Regions from separate parts of the Mus musculus genome. Here regions 1 and 2 are each linked to region 3. A link is a loop called in an ENCODE intact Hi-C map of the cell type or tissue named here. Cell type or tissue: gastrocnemius. All regions are shown on one strand. Region 1 overlaps Flt1 (FMS-like tyrosine kinase 1). Region 2 holds the start of Flt1 (FMS-like tyrosine kinase 1). Region 3 has its middle 12 kb from the start of Pomp.

Evidence for each region. Peaks named below come from ENCODE experiments on the same cell type or tissue, not always from the same donor. Only the 100,000 strongest peaks of a DNase experiment are listed, where the experiment ranks them.
Region 1: it touches region 3 in a loop (4-fold over the local background); 25 of 42 quality-filtered maps call a loop at or near these places.
Region 2: a loop joins it to region 3, with 2.1 times the contacts of the local background. A loop is called at or near these places in 15 of 42 quality-filtered maps.

Annotation. Positions count from the first base shown.
Region 1 is chr5:147,579,840-147,587,839 of GRCm38, reverse strand. Flt1 (FMS-like tyrosine kinase 1) reads left to right here. Exons shown (of 30, transcript NM_010228.4): 21 at 5,136-5,289; 22 at 5,640-5,737; 23 at 7,416-7,538. Among named protein-coding and RNA genes, the nearest start is that of Gm35383, 76 kb to the left of the region's middle. In gastrocnemius, a CTCF peak has its summit at 3,702 (motif pointing left); DNase peaks (open chromatin) are centred at 3,700 and 5,202; H3K4me3 peaks cover 997 bases; H3K27ac peaks cover 4,918 bases.
Region 2 is chr5:147,721,999-147,729,998 of GRCm38, reverse strand. It overlaps Flt1 (FMS-like tyrosine kinase 1), which reads left to right and starts at 3,988. Exons shown (of 30, transcript NM_010228.4): 1 at 3,988-4,328. The coding sequence starts at 4,265. In gastrocnemius, no CTCF peak of the experiment used is centred here; DNase peaks (open chromatin) are centred at 3,524, 3,995, 4,238 and 4,794; H3K4me3 peaks cover 5,291 bases; H3K27ac peaks cover 5,589 bases.
Region 3 is chr5:147,844,285-147,852,284 of GRCm38, reverse strand. No RefSeq gene overlaps it. Among named protein-coding and RNA genes, the nearest start is that of Pomp, 12 kb to the left of the region's middle. In gastrocnemius, a CTCF peak has its summit at 3,932; a DNase peak (open chromatin) is centred at 3,932.

The DNA of each region.
Region 1 (8,000 bases), 260 kb after region 3:
TCCTCATCCTTGCACGAGATTTTATGCACTTGTTCCTCAAAGCCATACCTGTGACTATAGGACAACTGATTAGCTTCACTAATCAGAGAAACTAAAGGCACAAACAACTGAATGGTTTCCATAGTTACCAATAGATCAGTGATGGACTACAACAGGAAATCATGTGTGCTTAATCTAGTGCTCTCCCTCTTCTATTTCATTATTGTGGTTGTTGTGTATTTGCATGTGTATGTGTTATATGCATGTTGTGTGTGTGTGCATATAGTATAAATATATTATATATGTATATATAACATATATACATATATGTGTGTGTTGTGTTTATATATATGTGTGTGTATGTGTGTATTGTGTGTATATGTGTTTGTGTGCAGTGTATGCATATATATGCAGGTTGTGTGTGTGCATGTGTGTGGTGTGTATGTGTGGTATATGTTTATATGTGTGTGTTGTGTGTGGGTATATATGTACACATATGTGAGTGTCTGTGTTGTGTGTATGTCTGTGAGTGTATATGTGCATTGTATGTGTCTCTGTATGAGCGCGAATGCACATGTGTGGTGTGTGCACAGAGGCCAGAGGAAGATACTGGAGTCTTGCTCTGTCAATCTCTTCCTTACCCCCTCAAGCCTGGGTCTCTCACTGAACCTGGAGCTAGGCTGGCAGCTAGCAAGCTCCAACCATCCTTCTGCCTCCACTTCACAGCACTGGAGTTACAGGTGTGCCAAGCCACTCTGCAGCTTAACCGCTGTTTTTGGCAGGAGTGGAGTTTGGGTTCCTCTGCTTTCCCAGGGAGGCCCTGCACTTGCGGCATCATTCTGCATGAAACACACACACACACATATGCCACACACACACACTACATATACACACACCACATGCACACACATACACCACATATATACACACTACATATACACACACCACATACACACACATACACCACATACACACACACTACATATACACACACCACATACACACACATACATACACATATACACACTACATACACACACAACATACACACATACACACATATACACATACACACACCACATACACCACACACACCACATACACCACACACACCACATATACACATATCACATACACACACACCGCATACACACACACTAAACATATACACACACACAGAGAACAAACAAACACACAAGAATACTGGGAGGACACATAGTCTTTCAGGAAAGGCCAGCTCTAAAGAAGAAGCCATGGATTCAAACACTGTGGTATGCTTTGTGGTCCCACTGCTGTCCCTCTCTGGGCTGAATTGGCCAGGGAGACAGTGACTGACAGTTAGCCAGTCACCGGCATCTGGGAGGCGCACATTGGAGGCAAGCTCTCTGGCTCCACAACCAGATTTTCCAGGTTTAAATTCCAAGTCTCCTCTCATAAGACCTGGCCTTGAACAAATTAGTCAGTCTCTTTAGGCTCCAGTTCCTTGTATTCAGTGGCGCTAATAATAGAACCCAGGGTGAGACTGTTGGGAAAACGAAACTCTTCCCTTAAGCATTTAGTTGTCCCCTTTTGTCAATTTTTATCCACTAGGATGTTGAAGGATGGGGTGTAGCTCAGTGGGGGAGTTCTTATTTGTCACGAGTGAGGCCCTGTGTCTGTCCCCTCCCCTGCATTAGAAAGACAGAGACAGAGAGAATCAGAGACACACACATAGAGAGAGAAACAGAGAGAAAGAGAGAGAGAGAGAGACAAACAGAGACACAGAGAGTTCAATTGAACACAGCTAATGCACATGGTTGAATGAACCTTCAGAGTTCTAGGAACGGTGCCCATCTCTGATATGTAGGGAAGACACCACAGAAGACAACTAGACGTTGCAGTACCTGCAAGCAGTTCTGGCTGCTGAGATGGAGGATTGTGTGAGCCCAAGTGTTAGACATCAGCCTGGAAAATAGAGTGAGACCAGGAGTGGAGAGATGGCTCTGCGGTTAGGAGCTCTTTCTGCTCTACCAAAGGTCCTGAGTTCGGCTCCCAGCACCCACATTAGATAGCTCACAACTGTCTGTTACTATAGCTCCAGGCAATCTGATCTCTCTACTCACTGAGGGTGCCTGTGCTCAGAGACGCACACGCAGATTCACACATACCCTTATATACATAATTTAAATAAATAAATAAGTATATACATATATATGGAGAGAGAGAGAGAGAGGTGGGGGGAGAGAGACCTTGTTACAAATAAAGCAAGGAAAACTGGATAGCTGACCCACCTTTTCATCTCAGACTATGGTTTTATCAAAGACATAGTTGTCCCACCAGACTGTTGAATATATTACATATTCCCTCATTCTATTGTTTGAGACAGGGTCTCACTATGTATCCCTGGCTGTCCTGGAACTCACAGAGATCCACTTACCTCTGCCTCCTGAGTGCCAGAATTAAAGGTGTTTACCACCATGCCCAGCTATATTTCCCCCTTATAAACTAGGCTTTCCAAAAACTGAAATCTTAAATCTACTCTGTGCTCTGTGTGTGTGTGTGTGTGTGTGTGTGTGTCTGTGTGTGTGTGTATCACCAGAGAAGTCAGGAAATGGCTGGCAAGATGGCTCAGTCTAGATAAAGAGGCTTGCTGCCAAGCCTGATGACCTGAGTCTGATCCCTGGGACTCACATGATGGAAGGAGAGAACCAACTCCAGCAAGTTGTCCTCTGGCTTCTGCATTTGTGCACGCAGCAGACAAGCACAAATAAATATATATATACTAGTGTAATAAAGAAATTGGCTTAAGAACACAGTAACCACAAGATAAAGAGAGGAGAAAGACCTATCTTGCTTCACCTCCAGCTTTAGAATTTTTTTCTCAGACCCCCACTAAATAAGGGGTGCAGCGGTGCCCCGAGCTGAGAGCAGCACAGATTCCTGTCGATCTTGATGTCCTAGACTGGGCTCAGGAAGCGCTAAGCCCTCAGAACACCCCAGGGACTTGGCAGGATGGAGCGTTTGGGTTTGTGCGTCCTTTGTTTGGAGGAGCTTGCTTCCTTTCGGGGCTATATTTACTGGTTTACTTCCCCATGGCACTTGGTGGAGCTGTGTTTTATGGAAAACTCATGACTATCTGTCACATTTGGAACCTAAAGGAATAGGAAGGAGAGATGGAGGAACGGCCCAAATCCGTCAAGATTCTTAAATGTGCTTTGTGATTAACCTACTATTCTGCCTTAGTCCCCAGAGTCCACTAACGTAACCTGTCTTTGGTGGCACACTGCTGCTGAGCATAGCTGAACTGGGGTGCGAGGAAGGGTAGGGTAACCTGGGGACAGGTTCTACCCCGTAGCTTCTGAGAGCTGTGAGGAAGAAGGCAGTACGCTTTCAGAAAATAAAACTCCAGACTCCGTCTGAGCAGGGCTAGCTGCCTCGTGGAGAGAAAAATGATGGTCCTTTGGACTGTTTGGCTTTCTACCTGCCACGAGGAAAAGGTGTCTAGGGTGGGTTACACGCAATATAACTTGTCTTCACTCCTGAAATCCCAGACAGGATTTGAGAAGAACTGAGAGAGCAAAACTCCCTTCAGGGACATGACTCGAGGAAATGTTTGTATGGGGTGTGTCCCCAGGAGACTCTTTTTTTTCAGGATGTGGGAACCCCTCTGTACCCTATATCACAGTGCTGCTTGCTGCTGTCCCTCCTAAAGTTTGTTGGATCTTCTGCTTGCTCCCTGGCGCCCTCTAGTGGAAGGACTGCTTCTTCTTAGTGACATCCCAGAAAAGTCAAGGCTGTTTAATCCTAGCGCTGAACTTCATTCCCTCCCAGCTCCTGTCTAGGTACACAGAAGCCAGCAGAAGCCAGGCTGTACGGTACACAGGCCCCTGTGGGTATATACACATGCGGGTACGCATGGGCACACAGCCGCGTCCTGAAAGCCACTGAGCAGGATGCGTCTCTAGTGTGAAGCAGTAGATGAGTTACGGTAGGCAAAACAGTAGAACACGGAAGTCCTTTCCTGCGAGGCACAAACTGTAATAATATGTAGTGCCTTCCAGACGAGAAAGATGAAACGCAGACAAACATGAAAGGATTTGCCCATGATGGCATGATTAGTAGAGGAGCCAGAAGACTCTATAGAGAAGGCAGAGGAAAAGCAGCAAGATTCAGATGCCCACAGTGAGCCGCCTTTGCTATTCATGATAGGATGCAGTGGTGTGACATCCTCAAAGGGAAACCAAGAGAAAGGTGTATCTCCTCTTCTCTCCCCGAGGAAATGAGAGGAACTGGTAACTTGAGCCTCTGCAGGGATTACAGAGGCTTTCACACCACCTGAGTGAGGCTATCAAACTCTCTGTCACCTTTCAAACAACAGGGCATGTGCTACAAAAAGCAGCAGAGACAGACTTGGTTGGACGCTAGCGCAAGCTTTCAGGCTTTGCCAATTATTAGCTGTGGCTTTGATGACTTAGCTCTTCAGAACCAGCTTGTGTATGAATTGTTTTATAAGGGAGGGAGAGAGGGAGGGAGGGAGGGAGGGAGGGAGGGAGGGAGGGAGGGAGGGAGGGAGGGAGGGAGGGAGGGAGGGGAAGAGGGAGAAGGCTTAGCAGTTAGGAGCACTGTTCCCCCAGCACCCATATTGGCACAACCTGCTTTGACCCCAGGTCTAGGGAATCCAATGACGTTGTCTAGCTTTGGTAGACACCCAAATGCATGTTCACATACACATAAATAAAAATAAAATAAATCTATTTTAAAAAACAAATCAGGTGGTGGTAACACACACTTTTAATTCCAGCACTCGGGGGATAGAGGCAGGTAGATCTCTGAGTTCCAGGACATCAAGGACTACATAGAAATGCTGTCTCAAACCACGCCCATACCTCGTAAGACAAAACAAACACTATTTTGACAATTATTTAGTAAAATGACATAAGCTCTTGGGGAAGTTGAGGAAGTGTATGCTAGCTCACACTAAGTGTTCAGTATTTATCAGTTGCCTGGATCTGAGGTGTTCACTAGGAACCCATGCAAGAACATAAAAGATTCTACAGCCTGGGAAATAAATGCCTAGCACCCAGTGTGCATTCGGGGTCCAGTGGCTTGTCCAATCCGGACGGCAGCCATCTCTGCCTTGGGCCCCTCTCACTCCTGTGCTTCTTGTCTATGCTAAGGACGCAGCCTTGCATATGGAGCTCAAGAAAGAGAGCCTGGAACCAGGCCTGGAGCAGGGCCAGAAGCCCCGCCTAGACAGTGTCAGCAGCTCAAGTGTCACCAGCTCCAGCTTCCCTGAAGACCGAAGCGTGAGCGATGTGGAAGGAGACGAGGGTACGTATCCGCTCCTCCCGGCCTCCAGTCTCGGGGATTTCTACAACACACTACACATCTCACACATTTTTTTCCTTCCGGATTTATCACCCTAATAAACATCCTGGGAATGGGGGTAATGTCCTACCAGGTCACACCCATTGTGCCCAATCTCCATTCCCCTACCCTTCACCCCCACCCCTCAACCCCGCAGCCTGGGAAAACATCTCTGATGCTTGAGTTGAGACTCAAACTCTCTTGCCAATGAACTGTGGCGTCCTTGGTGTGTCTTATACTTTGTGAATATTGTTTCAATAAATGGGGATTTGGTGCAGGCACAAAAATCTTTACAAGATTCGAATGCTCCGTAGATTACAGTGAGATCTCCAAGCAGCCCCTCACCATGGAAGACCTGATTTCCTACAGTTTCCAAGTGGCCAGAGGCATGGAGTTTCTGTCCTCCAGAAAGGTCAGCTCATCTCTTTGTAGTCTAACTTTATTTAAAAAAAAAAAAAAGAATGTTTTTTAATACTGCAAATCTTTTATATATGCATATGTACATATGTACACACATATATACACCTGCATATATATATATATATATACACATACACACACACACACACACACACACACACACACACACCTGAGTACTCTGTCTTCAGACACACCAGCAGAGGGCATCAGATCCCATTACAGATGGTTGTGAGTCACCACATGGTTGCTGGGAATTGAACTCAGGACCTCTGGCAGAGCAGTCAGTGCTCTTTACTGCCAAGACATTTCTCCAGCCCCTTCTTTAACTTTCTTAATCAGAGATAAAAAAAGGTTTTGAGTTTTTTTCAAAAGCTTTCACTTTACATTTTAGAATTTGTTTTTATGTATGTTATTAAACTTAGAACATCCAACACACGTGTGCCTTTCAAGTCTCTTCCCTGCTCCCCACTTTTATTTTGACCTTTTAAATGATGTATGAAAACATACAGATTGCATATGTTAACCAATATACAAGAATGACATCAATTCTCAACTTAAATCGGGTTGGATATATTTTTATAACTTAATGGTAACGTATTTGAAAATGCATTCTGCTACTGATTTGTCTTTTTGTGAGGCCTGGACACACACCTCTGCTGTGAAGCTATTTTTCTAGTATTTGTTTATATTTGTTTAGGTTGTTAACTATACACCAGACCTCACCACAATAACCTAGATTTGCTCTGATATGGAGAGGTACCAGGATATTGAGCCTGCGGATAGCATTTAAGGGTAAAATCTTCCTGGGTATTTTGGACTACACAAACCCAGGAGCGCTGTCTTCCACGGTGCCCTCTGGCGTGCTTCTAAACTCTCCAGGCTTCATGAAGAAGCTATCTTCAGTATACCCACCTGAGGCTTCTCAGAAACCCTCAGCTCAAGCCCAAACCATGGGCATCCAGGCACCTGAGAGGCCAAGGCAGGGGGATTCCTGGTTACATGCCAACCTGAGTGAGTTCCGGGTCAGGGTACACAACACCTCGGGAGTCTGTCTTAAAACCAGCAACAGCGGCAAACAACGTAAACAGCCAACAAAACAAATCACCCCTAACCACAGCTCCCAAAGATCTGCTCTAAAAGGCCACAGGGGAAAATCTCACTCACTGGCAAAATTCAGACTGCCGGTGCGGTTGACCAGTACGCTCCCATAGAACAGGAGCCTGGCTGATTTAGAACGTGTCCTTTGAGCCACCTGGACCTTGTACTTGCACAAGAAGCACATTGTGTTTATGGTAGCTAGGTGTGTGCTGAGAGATGCTCCCTCTACCACAGATGAAATGGAAATTAGAATTAAGAATAATGATACCAGGGCCAGTGAGCCGGCTCAGCAGGTAAAGGTATTTGCTGCCAAATTGATGACTTCAGTTCGATCCCAGGAACTCACACGGTTGCCCTCCACATGCATGTCATGGTATATGCATGCTCACATGAGTGCTTGTGTGTGCACACACGCTCACTCGCACATACACACATACTCACACACACTCATACATATACACACACACAGTTGTTTTTTTTTTTTTTTCAAAGAATAATGACCCAGAGTGGATACAGGAAATTAAGCAGCTTGATTCGGGAAGTGCGTTCATTACATAACTGTTTTATTACAGTGCATTCATCGGGACCTGGCAGCGAGAAACATCCTTTTATCTGAGAACAATGTGGTGAAGATTTGCGACTTTGGCCTGGCCCGGGATATTTATAAGAACCCTGATTATGTGAGGAGAGGAGATGTGAGTGAGCTTGGGGGCGCGTTCGATCCCTTTCTACCCTGTCGAGTTTAGGCCACAGACCGAAGCCCTTGCAAACACTTACGTTTCTCAGCAGTCATTCCCCAAATGCCCATGTGGCTCTGCGAAGATAGATGGTCCAGAAGAGCTGTGTGCTGAGAACTCTGGGGATGGAATCTTCTTTCTCTGATCCCTGGCTGGGTACCTGTCCTGATAGAAGGACCACTTGAGACTTGTTAACCTGAGCAGCCGGCTGAGCCCTGCAGAGACCACATCAGTCTCTGCCCACCACCCCTCTGGGAGTCCCATGTCCCACTGAAAAGAACAGCGTGGCCTCTTCCCCTCAGATAAGCCCCGGTGATTGATTCAGCAGGTGTCTGTACTTCCGGAAAGAGTGCGGGAGGGTACACACTATCTTGAACGGAGGAAGCTGCTTACCTCCAGGGACGCCTTCCGTGGGACCCA
Region 2 (8,000 bases), 120 kb after region 3:
GAGATTAACTTCCCATGTGTACCTGAACGGACGCATACAACACATGTTCTCTCTCTTTCTAATTAAAAATAAGTGAGTATGTAATCAATCAATCTTAGCTAGGCATGGTGGTTTTTAATTCATTCGTGTTTTTAATCCCGACACTGGAGAGGCAGAGGCAGGCAGATCTCTGTGAGTTCTAGGCCAGCCTGGTCTACCTAGTGAATTTGAGGCCAGCTAGGGTTACATAGTGAGACCCTGTCTCTAAGATGAAAACAGAACCCTGAACTTTGAGAGGAAGGATGGCGCAGTCATGGACACCTTTAGCTAGGTCTCTGGCAGAACTTCCTCCTGGCTGAGACCCCTATGGCTCTCTCAGGATAGCAGTCATTGCCTGTTTCCCTAACTCTAAGCCTAACTATTTTAACCTCTGATTTTGCCATTCAGTGGATCTCTAATTCTCTTGCTGATAACGTTATAAATGCTGTTCCATCCTGGGTCTATATCACCTGCAGGGATGTTAAGAAGATGGAATCTTCCAAGGGAAGCTGGGAGCAATTTCTAGAACATGCCATTTAAGCAGTGGTCAAGGAGACATGGACAGAGAGCCTAGAGATAAAGTTGTGTTCCTGGGTGGTCAGTCAATGTCCTGGAGAAGTTGTCAGAGCACTGAAGAAGCACTTAGAACAGGAGTCCAGGGCCTGGTTCAGTGGCTAAATAGAAGGGCCTCCCTCTGCTCCTCTGCTGACAGGACTCGGAACCAAATCTAGGGGCCCTGTGCATATTAGGTGTCCCATGGGCTGCTGCTGGACTGTACCCCTAGGACTTGGGTGGCTGAAATAAACAATACTCTTTAAAAACAACAACAACAACAACAACAACAACAACAACAACAACAACAACTCATCTATTACTGCAAATAGACTTTAGCCATCTTCAGACACCCCAGAAGAGGGCGTCAGATCTCATTGCAGATGGTTGTGAGCCACTATGTGGTTGTTGGGATTTGAACTCAGGACCTTTGGAAGGGCAGTCAGTGCTCTTAACCGCTGAGCCATCTCTCCAGCCCAAATAAGACTCCCTTGTTGTTCTAATGTGTTGATTCATTTCTGGTCAGTAAAACTGTAAGGTACCAACAGGTCTGGGGCACTCGCCAAGGAGCCTCAGTGTCCCAAGATGTCATAGGAGGCTTGTTTGCTTGTTTTTCTTCCAACAATGCATAAGGATTTGACAAGATCATCAGCTTCGTGTAAACAAGTTCTGTGTTGTGTGTCAACAAGGATTTTTCTTCAACAACCAAGCTTAATGTCACTCTGCTTCCTCTTCCCCCTTCTCCTCCTCCTCCTCTTCTTCCTCTTCCTCTTCCTCCTGTAGATCAGCTCTGGGTTCCCCTCCTGTCACTCTTATTGATGCTCCAACTTATTCAGTCTTGAATATTTAAGTCACTGGCTGGACAACAGTGTGTTCCTGAATGGGGGCAAGAGAGAAACTTCGAGAGAATGTGGCTGATAAGAGGAGAGAGTGTCTGGTTTTGCTAGGCAAGCAGGAGATGAAACGTTCTTTTGTACATGGGCAGGAAGCAAGCAGATAATCCACTGCAAATAGCCTTTCACACATACCTAGCGTGTTGAATTTGATCTTTCCCATCAATGGTATCTAGAAAACCTCTTTCATGACTGATTTGGTTCGAAGAGTCCTACTGTATGTAGCCCATTATTCAACTCTGTTACCACTTCTGGGGAAAGGGTCTTAGCCCTTTATTGTCCATATCAAAGTGAAGTTGAAATGTCCAATGAAACAGTTTGTATCATTTTAAAATTCTTAATAACAAAAATAACAATAACAACCAATGCAACCTACAAAAGAAATATTGGTGTGGAAGTTGTTGGCTGTAAATTAAAAGTCTGGGGCTTTTCAAAAGAGTTGGAGAAACGTATCGAAAGCCACAGCATATAAACCTTAGCTACTTCAATTACGAGGCCATTAATCTTAGATAATTGAGCGATATTTTAGCATTGTTAATGCACAGCTTAAGTTATAGATGGTTTTGGCTGTCGGTCAAATACCTGTCTGGCTTCATGATCCCATAAAGTCATTGTGGGATCATTTCTGGCAACAAACTCATAAGGATCTCCTTGAGTATTTAAAGACATCAAAATGCCTTTTGAAAACAACGCATTAAACTAAACCTTTGGGGACTGTACATGCAACACTTCCCCCAAGTTGGTAGTTCCCCTCGCTGGTCTTCCCCTACAATAAGCCATGCCCGTGTTTCTGTGCTCATGGTGGGCTTCATACCCCTCTAGAATCGTACACCTCCTTCACGTTGTGTGTCTTGGTTTCTGTCGGCCTGCTCAGCGCAGCACCTCCAGCCTCAGTGGCGATGGGTTTCCAATTGGCAAGCTCTCCCCAGCCCAAACACCTGCCATTGCTTAAAGGGGCTGAGCAGACCTCTTAAAAGATGCGTGGGCGTTAGGATAGCTCTTAGGGGAGACAGGGACAGTTTGACCGTGTGGGTGTGTCAAGACCGTCTGAGGCCGGAGATTCAGCTGGGAGAATTATAACTACCTAGTGCGGGCCATCCTGCATGATTCCTGATTGGAGAGCAATTTGAGGCGCCGGAGGCAGAGGGCAGGAATACTGACCCTAGTGGAAGCTTGTAGAGAAATCAGAATTGGCTGGGGAAGTCCGCAGGTGAGCTTAGGCTCACAGCGGTCTTTCCCTTCTGCTAGACCATGAAGGAGAAAAGGAATCTCACTTGCCCTGGCTCAGAGGCTCCCGGTGCCCTAGTAGAGCTGCGGGTGGTGGTGGCCCAGACTCTCTTAGGAATGAGGCAACTCAGGTTGCGCAACCTTCCCTACCGGAGGTTTAGTCTAGTCCTTCAGGAAAAGCCTCTGGTCCCATTTAGGAGCCATTTTATCACGGGTATCTGGCAGGTTCTATTGAGGCTATTTTTCAAACCTGCAGTATTTACAGGGACAAGACTGGGCTGCTCCGGGGAGGCCGGGACGACTTCAGCCTTCCAGTTAATGGATGCATAATTGAGGAACAACGTGGAATTAGTGTCATCGTAAATGATCTAGTGTCTCAAGTTAATTTCACCCGTTTTTTGTTCCAAGAACATTCGAGTCAGTCATCTTGGCTAGCCGGCTTCCACCAAAAAGATTTGTTTTCCATCCAGCGTTTCAGACCTAGAGTTCAAGTTCTTGGCCCTTACAAGTTGCAGGAGCGTGTCTCACGCCTTGGCTTTTTTTTTTTTTTTTTTTTTTTTTTTTAAGGTAACATGTTATTCCTTGTTTTGCTTCTAGGAAGCAGAGGGTTGAGGAAATGGCTTGGGCGGGTGCATTAATGCAGCCGAAAAAGACACAGACTCCCTCCCTTGGGACCCGCGCGGCCCCGCGCTCTTTCCGAAGGTGCCTGGCAAGGCGTCCGGTTCCCTCGGACGCTCCGGGTCCAAGTGCCTTAAGCGGAGGGTCTCTGGCGCCTTCCTTCGCTGTCTGGCAACAGTCTGGCGGGGTCAGGGACCGGCGGGACCGCTCGGGAGAGGGCTCGACTGCGCCTCGTTCCTCGGTGCCAGGGACACCGTCGCGGGAGGCGCGGCCAGCTTCCCTAGGATAAGACTTCCCGCCCCGGGGGCAGGGCGGTGCACTTAGACGGTCCCCTCCTCAGTTTCGGGCGGTCACCAGAGCTGAGTAAGCTCGGTGGAGGGAGCTGGGTAAGGATTTCCTGAGAGCGATGGGCAGGAGGGGCTGGGGCAGCAGAGCACAGAGCAAGGACCCTGAACCTGCGAACCTGTCCGGCGACCCGCGCGCCTAGCGCCACCGCACGCGCGCTCTGGCCCCCGGGCTACCCGCCCTCGCCGGCCCCCGCCCCTCCGGGAGGAAGAAGAGGGTAGGTGGGGAGGCGGATGAGGGGTGGGGGACCCCTTGACGTCACTGGAAGGAGGTGCCGGGGTAGGAAGTGGGCTGGGGAAAGGTTATAAATCGCCCCCGCCCTCGGCTGCACTTCAGCGAGGTCCTTGAGAGGCTCGGAGCGCGGTGGCGGACACTCCCGGGAGGTAGTGCTAGTGGTGGTGGCTGCTGCTCGGAGCGGGCTCCGGGACTCAAGCGCAGCGGCTAGCGGACGCGGGACGGCGAGGATCCCCCCACACCACCCCCCTCGGCTGCAGGCGCGGAGAAGGGCTCTCGCGGCGCCAAGCAGAAGCAGGAGGGGACCGGCTCGAGCGGCTGCGCCGTCGGCCTCGGAGAGCGCGGGCACCGGGCCAACAGGCCGCGTCTTGCTCACCATGGTCAGCTGCTGGGACACCGCGGTCTTGCCTTACGCGCTGCTCGGGTGTCTGCTTCTCACAGGTGAGGCGCGCCAGGGACCATGAGTTGGAGTTCGGCGGGGATGGGCAGCCACGGGGTGGTCCGGGGGAAGCGAGCTCCGGCGGGAGCCGGGGACACTTGTAGCAGCGGGTACGCCTCGGGACACACGTCTTCCCCTCCACCCCCCAAGTGGGCGCCGCTGGAAGTTGGCATCACCGCTTAGACTCTCCTTAGCTCCACGCTGGGGTCAGAGCCAGAGTGCCTGCCGGGTGTAGCCGGAGCCGCTAGTCCCCTACCGGGTTCCCGGGTAGGCGCTCACTCCTTAGACTCTGGGAGTGCAGATCACCACACGGGTGGACCTTTCAGCATCCAGAGCCTGCTCCTAGGCTGCAGCAGAGTCCTCAAGGGCTAGTTGGAGCAAGCTAGATGTCAGAGAGGCTGCCCGGGGCTGGACAGAGGTGGGGTCGTTAGCGATGAGCTCGCTCCACCAGAGCAAAGGAGGACGAAATTGGGAGGGGTCCCGTGCCCGCGGCGAGCAGATGGAGCCCAGAGAAGGGCCAGCTCTGACTCCCGTACCCGCTTGGGTCCGTCCGGAGGAAGCTGGGGAACGCACAGTCTGCAGGGTTTCTTCCCAGCAGTTCGCGGAGCGCCGTCTCCCGGGTGGGGCCTCCGCGGTGTGGGGCGGGTGTGCGGTCCAGGTCCTCGGAGTGAGTGAGTGACCCAAAGCGACCCGGCAGCAAGTTTTGGAATTTTAAGCCCTACCTTTAGGTTATGAATCTAGAAGAAAAAACAAAAAAACAAAACCACCTGACAATTTAGACTGAAAGCTGTGGTTTAAGTAGTAGGTGAAGTTTGCGACCTCCTAAATCAGCGTTCTCTAGGATATGAAAAGCGCGGGGCGGGGGGGGGGGGGCGACCGATCAGGGGCCGGCAGATTTTAGGAGCATTTAATGTGGAGACCGTCGTCATCCAAGGGTCAAAAAGCTGGAGGGACCTCGGGAACTCTAACTCCAGGTCTGCAGGCGGGAGGTCCCTTTGCGCAGAGACGCATACCAGAGCGTCTTTATTTAAACCAGCGTGGTTGGGAAAGAAGATAGAGACTAAAGAGTCAGGTAGAATAGTAGTGGCCCCAGAAAGAAAGGCAGCAAGGTTTTAAAAGACAGTAAAAATAAGCCTTTTGAAATGGGAAGACTGTACTTCGTTTCAAAGTAATGAACAGGGGTTTATAATTAAAACGGACTAAAATGGCAAAGCCAGAATCCGACGTGGCTGGTTAGGTTCTAAAATAATGATATTAAACGAGTTATTGTATTTTCTATTTCACAAATATTTTCGAAGAGCTGCTTATACGGAAATGCAACCGCTTAGAGAGTTTAAATACTGATTTATTATATAAAGACAAAACTAGCTTAAAAAATTACTGCAAACCCTTAAGTTACAGGGTGGGGGGAACAGGCGTTTTATTGGATTTTCTGCTTGACACATGTCTCTACTTTTTAATTTTAAAGCGTGGTTGGTTTTGGCTAAGCGTAATTTTATCTGTGTTTTCGAACAGTGGAGGCAGATTGAAGCAGTTCAGGGAAAGTGTACAAAGTCGCTTTGCGCCGCTAGCCAGGCGCTGAGCCCCATCAGGTGTTCTAGCCTCGATATTTATTAGTTACCAACGCCCTAACTACCATAATTACCGGTCCTCTCTGTAGCTATCGAGACCAGTGTCTCTATAAAAGTTCAGTCTCCTCTTCAAGGCTTAAGACAACACACTCTCGTTTAAGTCCACACCCTTGATTAGCTCCACACCAGTGTGCTCTCTTGCGCTGGCTCATCTCTCTCATCCCCTCTGTCTCTGTCTCTGTCCGGCTCTGTCTGTCTGTCTGTCTATCTGTCTGTCTGTCTTACGCGCCGCTCTCTCTCTTTTCCCTTCCCCCTCATTTCCTCCTTCCCTCTCTCCTTCTCCTGTTCTCCCTTACTTTTAAGCAGCTGACATTTAGAGTTTGGTAGAACTAATTAGAAATACTTAAATTGTGAGCTTGGGGTGTGTGTATTGTATTCCCAATAGTAACTCTGAGTTAAAATAAAAATTATGCAAATAGTAGCAGCCAGGTGTGAGTGCCCTGTCTGTATCCTGAGAACTCAAGGCCTAAGGCAGAAGGGTGGTGAGTTCTAACCAAGAGTGGACATTGGCTATGGAGCCAATTAAAGTCAGCCTGAACCACACAGGGAATCCCTTTCTCAAAAATAATAATTAATAATAATACCTATTCCCAAATTGGTTAGAATGCATTTTTTAATATATAGTTTTACATAGTGATTTCTAATTTTTTTCTCCAAGGCTTACACAGTTGTGCTTTTCCAAAAGTTGCATATTTTAAATGGTTATTATTTGGGACCCTTGTGGGTCCATGTTGTTTTCCAACTTATCAATCATCTTGCAGATAAACTGTGAACTAGGCTTTCTATTAAAAAAATTATTAGTGCAGCATTTTTTTTTCTGGTTGAAAAGTCTTTAATAGGCTATATAGTTTCTTTTTAAATGATCCCCAATTGGCATTTTTCTTTTAAAAATGGAGAAATTTTGTTTTTTTGTTTGTCTGTTTGTTTGTTTTCTCTATGCAAGAGTTTCTTTGTGTACCCCGGGCTGTCCTGGAACTTACTCTGTAGACCAGATTGGCCTCTGCCTTCTTAGTGCTGGGATTAAAAGTGTGGGCTGCCACCACCTGGCCTAAAACTATGGTTGACTTCCGAAGGCTCCTTTTCAACTATAACATTCAGTGAAGGAATTCCACAAAGCAAACAGATGGGGTCCTTCCGGTTTCCCGGCTCCCTGCCATTCTTCTGCATGTTAATGGGTGCTAAGCCCTTTGACACCCTAGCTGATGAGCTAGGCTGCTGCTGCCATCGGGGTCACACCTCATCTTTCTCTCTGGTAGAATGTACTAGACCAACCAATTAACTGAGTCTTTAGTGGGCTTCCTTTTGCATTGCAGGGGGTGCAGGGGTGGTCTGATGGAGGATGTGTCCCAGATGCCTCAGCCACTACATCACTATCTTGGGTCTTTTTTTTTTTTTTTTTTTCCCTAGCAGAATGTGTAACTATGACAGAGGCTAAATCACATTACCTATACTGAGGACATCTGTCTCTTTAACCTCCCACCCCTTATTTCTTTCTTTAAAAAATTAATCTTTTTAATTTCTTTTTTTTTTAAACAGCTATGTTCTAAAACTGTTCCAGATTACAACAAGGCTAGTAAACCTCTTATTTAATAATTAAACCTATTTTTTTGTGACTTCTAAAAGACCAACCAAGTCATTACTTTTTTTTCCTCTCCGAAACTATGGGGACAATTTCTGAATCCTTGAATGTGTATAATATAGAACTTGAAGTGATATGTATACCCCGCTCCCCCCCCCCCAAAAAAGAAAAAGGCTTTATAGTGACACTTGCCCCCCTTCCCTTCAGAAAAGTGGTTCTGTGGAGGGAAACTATGTGGCTGATCTCTACCCTGGCTTTTGCGGTAAAGCTAAGAGAATACAAAGTAACAGGACAGGCAGGGGTTTTGATTGTGTGTGCAGGTGAGCCTCGGGATAAAAAGGGAGTTCGAGGAGCTGGGAACTAGTGAGCAGGGTTTGGCTCAGCACACACTAGGTGCTGTGTGGTTGGCGGCACACACTAGGTGCTATACTGTCATCGCAGGCTGAGAACCATTTTTCAATGTC
Region 3 (8,000 bases):
GTCCTCAGTTCAATTCCCAGCAACCACATAGTGGCTCATAACCATCTATAATGAAAATCTGGTGTCCCCTTCTGGCATGCAAGCATACATGCATGGAGAACAGAAAGAAAGAAAAAAAGAAAAAAAGAAAGAAAGAAAGAAAGGAAGGAAGGAAGGAAGGAAGAGAAAGAAAGAAAGAAAGAAAGAAAGAAAGAAAGAAAGAAAGAAAGAAAGAAAGAAAGAAAACACTTGGGAGGCAGAAGAAGGCGGATTTCTGAGTTTCAGGCCAGCCTGGTCTACAGAGTGAGTTCCAGGACAGCCAGGGCTATACAGAGAAACCCTGTCTTGAAAAAAACAAAAGAGTGAGAGGGAGAGGGAGGAGGAGGAGGAGGAGGAAGAAAACCTTAAAGGGCTGAGATGGCTCAGTGGGTAGAGCATCTGCCATGCAAACACAAAAATCTGAGCCCAGTGTCCCAGACCTACACAAAGCCAGACACAGATGCATAGATCTATAATCCCAACACTCCTATTGAGATGGGAGGTGAGGCAGGATTTCTGGAAGCTCATGACCCAGTAAGCTTGGTGTACACAGAGCCAAAAGTGCAAGTCGAGAGTGAACACCTGAGCTTGTCCTCTGACCTCTACATATGCACGTCTGTGTTAACATGAACATGTAGACATTCATACTCCCTGCTCTGGCAGCATACACACCCACACACATATACCGTACATGTATAGGGCATACACACACAGACATATACACACACACACCACACACAAACACATACACCATGTGCACACATCATACTCCCTCATACATACACTATACACAACACACACACACACACACACTGCAGAACCGCAGACATATACCTAAAACACACCATACATTCACACAAACACATAACTCGCCATATGCAGCACACGGCATAGGCACATGCGATACATGTACTTGAGTGCATGCACACACACACACTCACTCATGCACGCACGCACTAGGAGCCTGGGCTGTTGTTGCTCAGTGATAAAATGCTCCCTGGCTTTGGCTCCTCCCCCCTCCCCCGGATATTCTTGAAAGATGTATTAATCTCATTCATCGCTGCTACATTTCCCTCTTGGTCACTATAAGAAATCCTAAATCAAATTCATCATGGGAAGACAACATGCTGAAGGAGTAGTCTGTGTGGTAGCCAGGTCCTATGATGAAGATGTGGTAGCTTAGAAACTGTGCCCTCTGCCTTGGAATGGCCCCACAGTCGAATAGATTCCTCAAAATACAAAGCTCTCTTTTTCTGCACACCTCCCAGTACCCGGTTGATGTAGCCCAACCATCAGAGTGTCACCTGCTTTTAAAATAATGGCCGTGATCACACCAAGCAGGACAGACCTCTCAGCAAGCACCCAGCAGTCATTGTCACCATGAGGAGGGTGGCTGCACTTTTTCCTCCTTCCACGGTCTCTGGAGTTAAAGTGGGGGTCAACCTGAGGTGATTTTACACAGGAGGGTTATTCAGTATTACTACAACAAATGCCTTGCTCCCCCGCCCTGACCATGGAAGGACATCATTCACAGGGCAGGGTGGGAAAATCAGAGAAGAAGTCCTTTCTGCTCCTTTCTGCTCCGATCCCTGTACTTCAGAACTGCTGACCTCAAAAGGGTTTCCAAGAAGAAACAGGGCTTATTTTTCTTTTAGAAGCAGCCTGATTTCCTTGTATGCTTAGATGCACACGAGGAGAAGAAGAGGAAAAAAAAAAAAAAGAGTCGCTCACAGTTCTATATTTAGTTTGTAGAAACAAAGCGAAGAGTCAGAGAACCTGTCAGGGGCATCCCAGATATAGCTTTATCTAGATAACGTGCATATTAAAAGAACCTCAAGTTCTATTTCTGGGCTGCAGTTGTGAAGTTGGAGCAGCAGCTGCCTCCTCACTCATAAATTGGCAGATCAGGATGTGACCGGTCACAAAGAACCTTCCCACAGAGATATCACCAAGTGTCCCCTCATTTAGAATCCGCCCGGCCTTGGGCCAATGTTCCAAAGAAAGGGTGAAATCAGCATTGAATGGAAATTCATAGACTCAGGCTAGGTGAGAATGCTATCTGTGTTGAGGATTTAACTGAAGTGCTCTGGAAAGCAAATTAAAGCCTATGTATGGAACGTGGGATACAGTTTAAAAATAAAAGAACAACTTGAAAATATTCTCTTTCCTGATCCAAAGCCAAGTTTGTCTCCAGAGGGGGAAAAAAAAACTCTACTAGTTGATCTGATACAATTGATCCACTTAAAGGATTTGATCCTTAAAGGGTTTGTTTTTCCTGAATCTTCTCTTTATAAAGCGGGGGGGGGGGGGGGGGGTGTCTCCTGCCCTCTGACACTGTTTTGAGACAGGTCTCACTATGTAACCCTGGCTGGCCTGGAACTCCCCATGTAGAGCAGGTTGGCCTTGAATTCCCCAAGATCTGCCTGCCTCTGCCTCTCAGCAGGGCTCATATAAAAGCCAGATCATGGTGAGTGGGTGCACTGAGAGAAGCAGTTCAGTCATTGAGAAATGCAGCAAGCATGCAGCTGCAGACTTCTCAGAGTTGAGCTGAGTAAGCACTATGCAGGGAAAAAAAAATCTGAGGGAGTCCCCCTTCTCCATCATTTTGGATAAGGTGTGCTCATGCTAAAGGCACCAATCATGTGCTACCTTCTACGCGTTCAGGATAGCACGTTTCCCAGCTCTGTGAACCCAAGGTGTGGGAAACCTTTGCCTTGGTGGGAGTAGGTCAGTAGAAACTTCTGGACTCCTTCAATAACCCTCAGAATCCCTTAAAGTGAAAGTACTTGTTATTTGCCATTAGCAAATAAAACAAACAGCATTCTGTTTGATCTCTGGGAAGCCCTTTCTTGTTAAGGTAACAGTCGGTCTGACTTTCATGTTTCAGTATTCATTGTCGGTTTAATTATTTTTTAAAAGTTTTGTTTTAAACTATTAAAGTTTTTCAGCGCTTCAGATAAACATGGTTGGCTTTGTTAAAGATTAAAAATAAATTTCCCACAAAGCAGCAAAATGTGGCAAAGATAATATACCTCATGGGGTCGGCCTGTTCCCAAACACGATTCTCAGGGGGCCCCTCTGGACAACAGCCTCGTCATTCGTGTTCTGAGAAGTTCTGGAAGCCCCCCAACTCTAACCCACCCAACCTATCCCGGAACTAGCAAAGTATTGGGCGGGGGGGGGGGGGGGTCACCACCAAAGAGGAGAATCTCAGGGAGGCATGTTTTATCTGTTCTTAGGCTGTCAATCTTTTCCAAGATACACTGATGCTAACCTTGTAATGGCTTCTTTCAAACAGAGAGCAGTCTGGGAGAACTGATAGAACCAACACACCTCTGCACAGAGCTGCTGTCAAAGGACTCCTCTTAATTCCGTTTGAGAACAATCTAGAAGATCACTTTGAAAAACGTCATTCAGGCTACTTGAGCTTTGGTTGAAATCTTTTCCAACTAAGACTTCCATTTTGAAAAAAATTAAGAGACTGGGATCTGGAGAGAGCCTCAGAGGCTAAGAGCACTTGCACTGTGGCAGAGGACCTGGGTTAGGTTCCCAGCACTCACTCACGGGGCAAGCTGACAACTCTTTGTAACTCTCGTTCCAGGGGACACAATGCCCTCTTGTGGCCTCTACGGGCATCAGGCTTAATACCGTGCACATACATGCCTGTGAGCAAACACTCATACTCATAAAGTAACATTTAAAAATCTAAAAAATAAAATTAGTGACAGATGGGCTTCCATCAGTGACTCATTTTCCAGGCTCACTACCCAGCATCTGAGAACATCGTTTCCATAGTCTTCTTTCTTCCTGTCCCAGTACAGTGCCTCTAGTTTCTAGAGTGGATTGGAGTCCCTGTCTCTAGGGTGTTTGGGATTAGAGGGAATGTTCGTGCAGTTCTCAAAGACGACGGTAGGTGGCGATAAAAAGACGCGGCTCTGGGCTGGCGCTCTTTTCTGAATGTCCTAAATCAAGTGCTCACAAAATGTAAAGAGCACTGATATGATGGAGGGACAGACTGAAAACTCAGCTCGCGAGGTCTGTTCCTTCCCTATGTCCCTAGGACCCGGCTTTCCACTTTCAAATGAAAAACAGCTCTTCCCCCCCAACTGAGAATTCCACTGCATTGAAAGAAATGAATGGAACCATTGCAAAGGATTTTTAGCACCTCAATGCCGGTGAAGTCACAACGCAAATGGCCAGTGCTGTTCGCTGATACAAACCAAAGTTGTATACATGTGAGGAATTCAATAGTGTATAAACCATTTAGAACTTCCAAGAGTTCACTTACAGATCCAGTCCTAGTCTCAAATTCCTGGAAGGAAATATTGTCCAAAGGGAATACGGAGATAAAGTTTCTAAGGTTTTGCTCTAAGGGAACAGTTAGTCCAGGGGATTACCCCAAGATATAAAACGGAGCCCCTATGGTGGAGCTTAGCTCGGGCGCACATGATTGGCCGTCAGAAAGGAATGGAGTTTGGATTTGCTGGATGGAACAAAGGGAGTTTATTCCTTATTCTTTCCCAGGACCCCAAATTGACAATTGGTCAGCTAAATGAAATTGTTGGAGAAGGTTATGGGAATAAGAAAAGAGAGAGAGAGAGAGATTTGGAGATTTAGAGAGTTACTTGTCTGAGCATATTGTTGTTCTGGCTCTGAGCCAGCGAACGGTCAGTGGAAAGCAGACGAGGGGAGTTAATTCAAGGCTGAGCCTTCACATAAACTGGAATTGTGTAATCTTGGAGTTAGAGATCATGTGTCCTGACTGCTCTCCAAAAGCAAAAGTCCCCAGAACATGTCTGGAGGCAGGGCTGAAAGTCCCCAGAACATCTATGGAGGCGGGATTCTGGGACATTCAAAACAGAGACACAGACATCGTTCCAGAAAAGCTCACTCCAGCATTCCTTACACCAACAAAGACCCTGGGGTGCATGGACGTATATGTGGAGTTCCAGGAATTCAGCACAAGATCTGTAAATGTTTGTCTTTTCATTTGGACAATGATTTTTAACATGAATACCCCTCCCCCAGTTTTCGAGCAGTTTTGGGTATTAAGTGTAACCAAACAAAACAAAACAAAAAATTTTTTGAGACAAGTTTTCACTTTGTAGCCCAGGCTGGTCTCAAACTCACAACCCACCCCCTGCTCCACCTTCAAGTGTTGAGACTACAGGTGCATGCTGCCACGCCTAGGGTGGGGTCCCTCTTTTGAGCATCAAGGTGGCACATTTGTCACAGTTGGTAAGAAAGCACAGGAGAGTGAGCTCGTACTAACGGGCTTCAGGGAAGGCCGGAAGATGGCTCAGTTAGTAACGTGCTTACCATACAGGCCTGAGGAATTGGGTGGTCTCTCAGAACCTATGTAGATAAGAAACCCACACATAGCAGTGTGCATCTGTAGTCCCAGCACAGGGGAAGCAGAGATGGAGATCTGTGGATCCGTGAGTGAGGCCAGCCTAGGACAATCAATAAGCTCCAGGTTCAGTGAGAGACCTGGTCTCAAAAACTAGGATGGAAGCCGGGCAGTGGTGGCACATGGCTTTAATCCCAGCACTCGGGAGGCAGACACAGAGATGGATCTGTGTGTGTTCAAGGCCAGGCCTGGTCTACAGAGAGTTCCAGGACAGTCAGGACTACACAGAGAAGCCCTGTCTCAAAAGAAAAAAAAAATCAAACCAAAAATCTAAGACAGAAAGTGATCAAGGAAGATATTCCATGTCAGCCTATGGCTTCCTCATATATGAACACCTATGAGCACACATATACATGCATAAAAGCATACATATATGCACACAAACACACAGATACACACACACACACACACACACACACACACACACACAAAGGGCCTAGGAAGATCTATGTGAGCTCACTGGAGTCAGCCTGTGCCCAACCATTGCTCCCTAGAAGGGGATCTTCTAGGCAGGACAGAGTGGAGGGCAGGGACTTATCGGAGGGAGACAGACAGACGTCCAACAAGGAGGTTATTCTCCTCTCGGCCTAAGGGATAGTTCTGTTTAAAGAATGGAGGTCCAGGGTACCTGCCCAAACTGAATGAGTGAGTGGTGGGGTCAGATGGGCTTGAGTGCTCATTCCAGAAATGGGTTCTCTCTCTCTCTCTCTCTCTCTCTCTCTCTCTCTCTCTCTCTCTTTTTACATCAGCTCAAAGAGTGTTCCTGGATTCTCAGTTCACCTTTATTTTCCATCTGAAGCCGTCCTCATGGCTGTATCACGGCCCTCATGTGAAATTTTGGTAGGCAGAGTTTAGAGACCTAATAAATCCCATAGAACAAGGCATGGCTGTTGCATGATCCTATACTTGTAATTAAGCCGTCACCCTAAATAACAGAGTGCATTGCACACTCTCGGGGTTCCTGATTCTCACACAAGTTTCTGCTTGGCTTGTTACACAAAACAAAACAAAACAAAACATAACAACAAAAAAGGAAACGTTTTGTTAAGAACATAGCATTCCATCCCCCGATATTGGGATACTCTATGCCTTTTTTCTTTTCTTTTTTTTTTTTTTTAAGGTTTGGGATTTGAATAATTGAGGGACCTGTTGGCAGGGTGCCCCTCCATTTTGTAGCAACCTAACCATCTATTCGGTAAGAAAGGACTAGGTAAGTTCTGATTCCATTATGAAATATGCAGAAATTAACCCCTGACGTGTAAAAACTCTGTGGCAACCAGGAAGTGTCTGGGCTATAATTAGTGTTGCTTGAACACAGAAGGACAGCATACACTCTGGATCCGCCCATGCCACTTAAGGCATTAGATGTGTCTCAAACAAGTTCCAGCCAATCACCCTAAGTGTGGCCACCCACACTTCCTTCTCCTCCTTCTTCAGTCTTCAGACTGTGGGAATTGATGTGAGTACCCCAGCTCTGTTGACCCAGAGCAGTATAATGTGAGCTTTGCACTGTGTGTCCAGAATTCCTTGGAGGAAATCACTCAATAAATATACTCGGATGACAGCCTCCTCTTCCCTGTCTCACTAGCCTGGAATTCTAATAGTGTCTATGCTTCCCGAAAAGCATCGTGACACGTCTGTTTCTGGGAAAACACAAGGAGACGCTGACTCAGGGGTATAGATTATTCCAACTTCCCCCCATATAGATAACATGTTTGTGCAGAGATGGGTCGGCACTCACAGGAGGTGTGGGAGGATGGTGACAGTGCTTGGTACCCTAAACTGCCCAAAATGTCGTATTCATCTTTTTACAATGTTTGTGTTTGATATTTTAAGGAGCAACACAAAACATCTGTGCTCCCAAAGTCAAATTCTCAGAAAGATCCAAACAGAAATGAGAAATAGTGCTGTCGGAGGGGTGGCAAGACGACTCAGTAGGTTAAGACACTGTATGATCCTTTGAGGCTCTGAGCTTGGTTCCTGAAACCCTCGAAAAGTCAGATGTGTCTACCATCCTAGGATTCTATTGAAAGATAGAAGGTAGAGACAGAATGGATGTGAGTTTCCAATTATCCTGGGTTCGTCAGACAGTGAAAATACAGAGACCCTGTCTCAATAAGATGAAAAGGGTAAAACCATTCTAGAAAGTTGTTCTCTGACCTCACACAAAAACTTCAAGCACATGTTTCACACATACACACACACAAACTACACAAATGCTAATAACAAATAAAAATCTTAGATGTAGCTTTTGGAAAGATAAGAAGTCCCTAGAATGGTCATTGACATGAAGAGAAGAAAGAGTAGGGACCTTGAAGTTCCTGGGTGACAATGGGGTGTGTGACCTTGCAGAGCCCAGAAAACAGGCCAGAGCACATGCAAAGAAATCTATGGAAATCCAAAGTCTGCAGTTTTTAGTGCCCTGGAGCGAAATAAAAAGATGTTTTTGAGAAGAATCGTTAAACACAACACAGTCTACATTCCTTCTCGGTTCCTGTCAACCCTCCTGATTCCTTCACACATGGATAAGATCATTTTGGCTTTCAAAATGCTGGTTTACAGTTTCTATGCT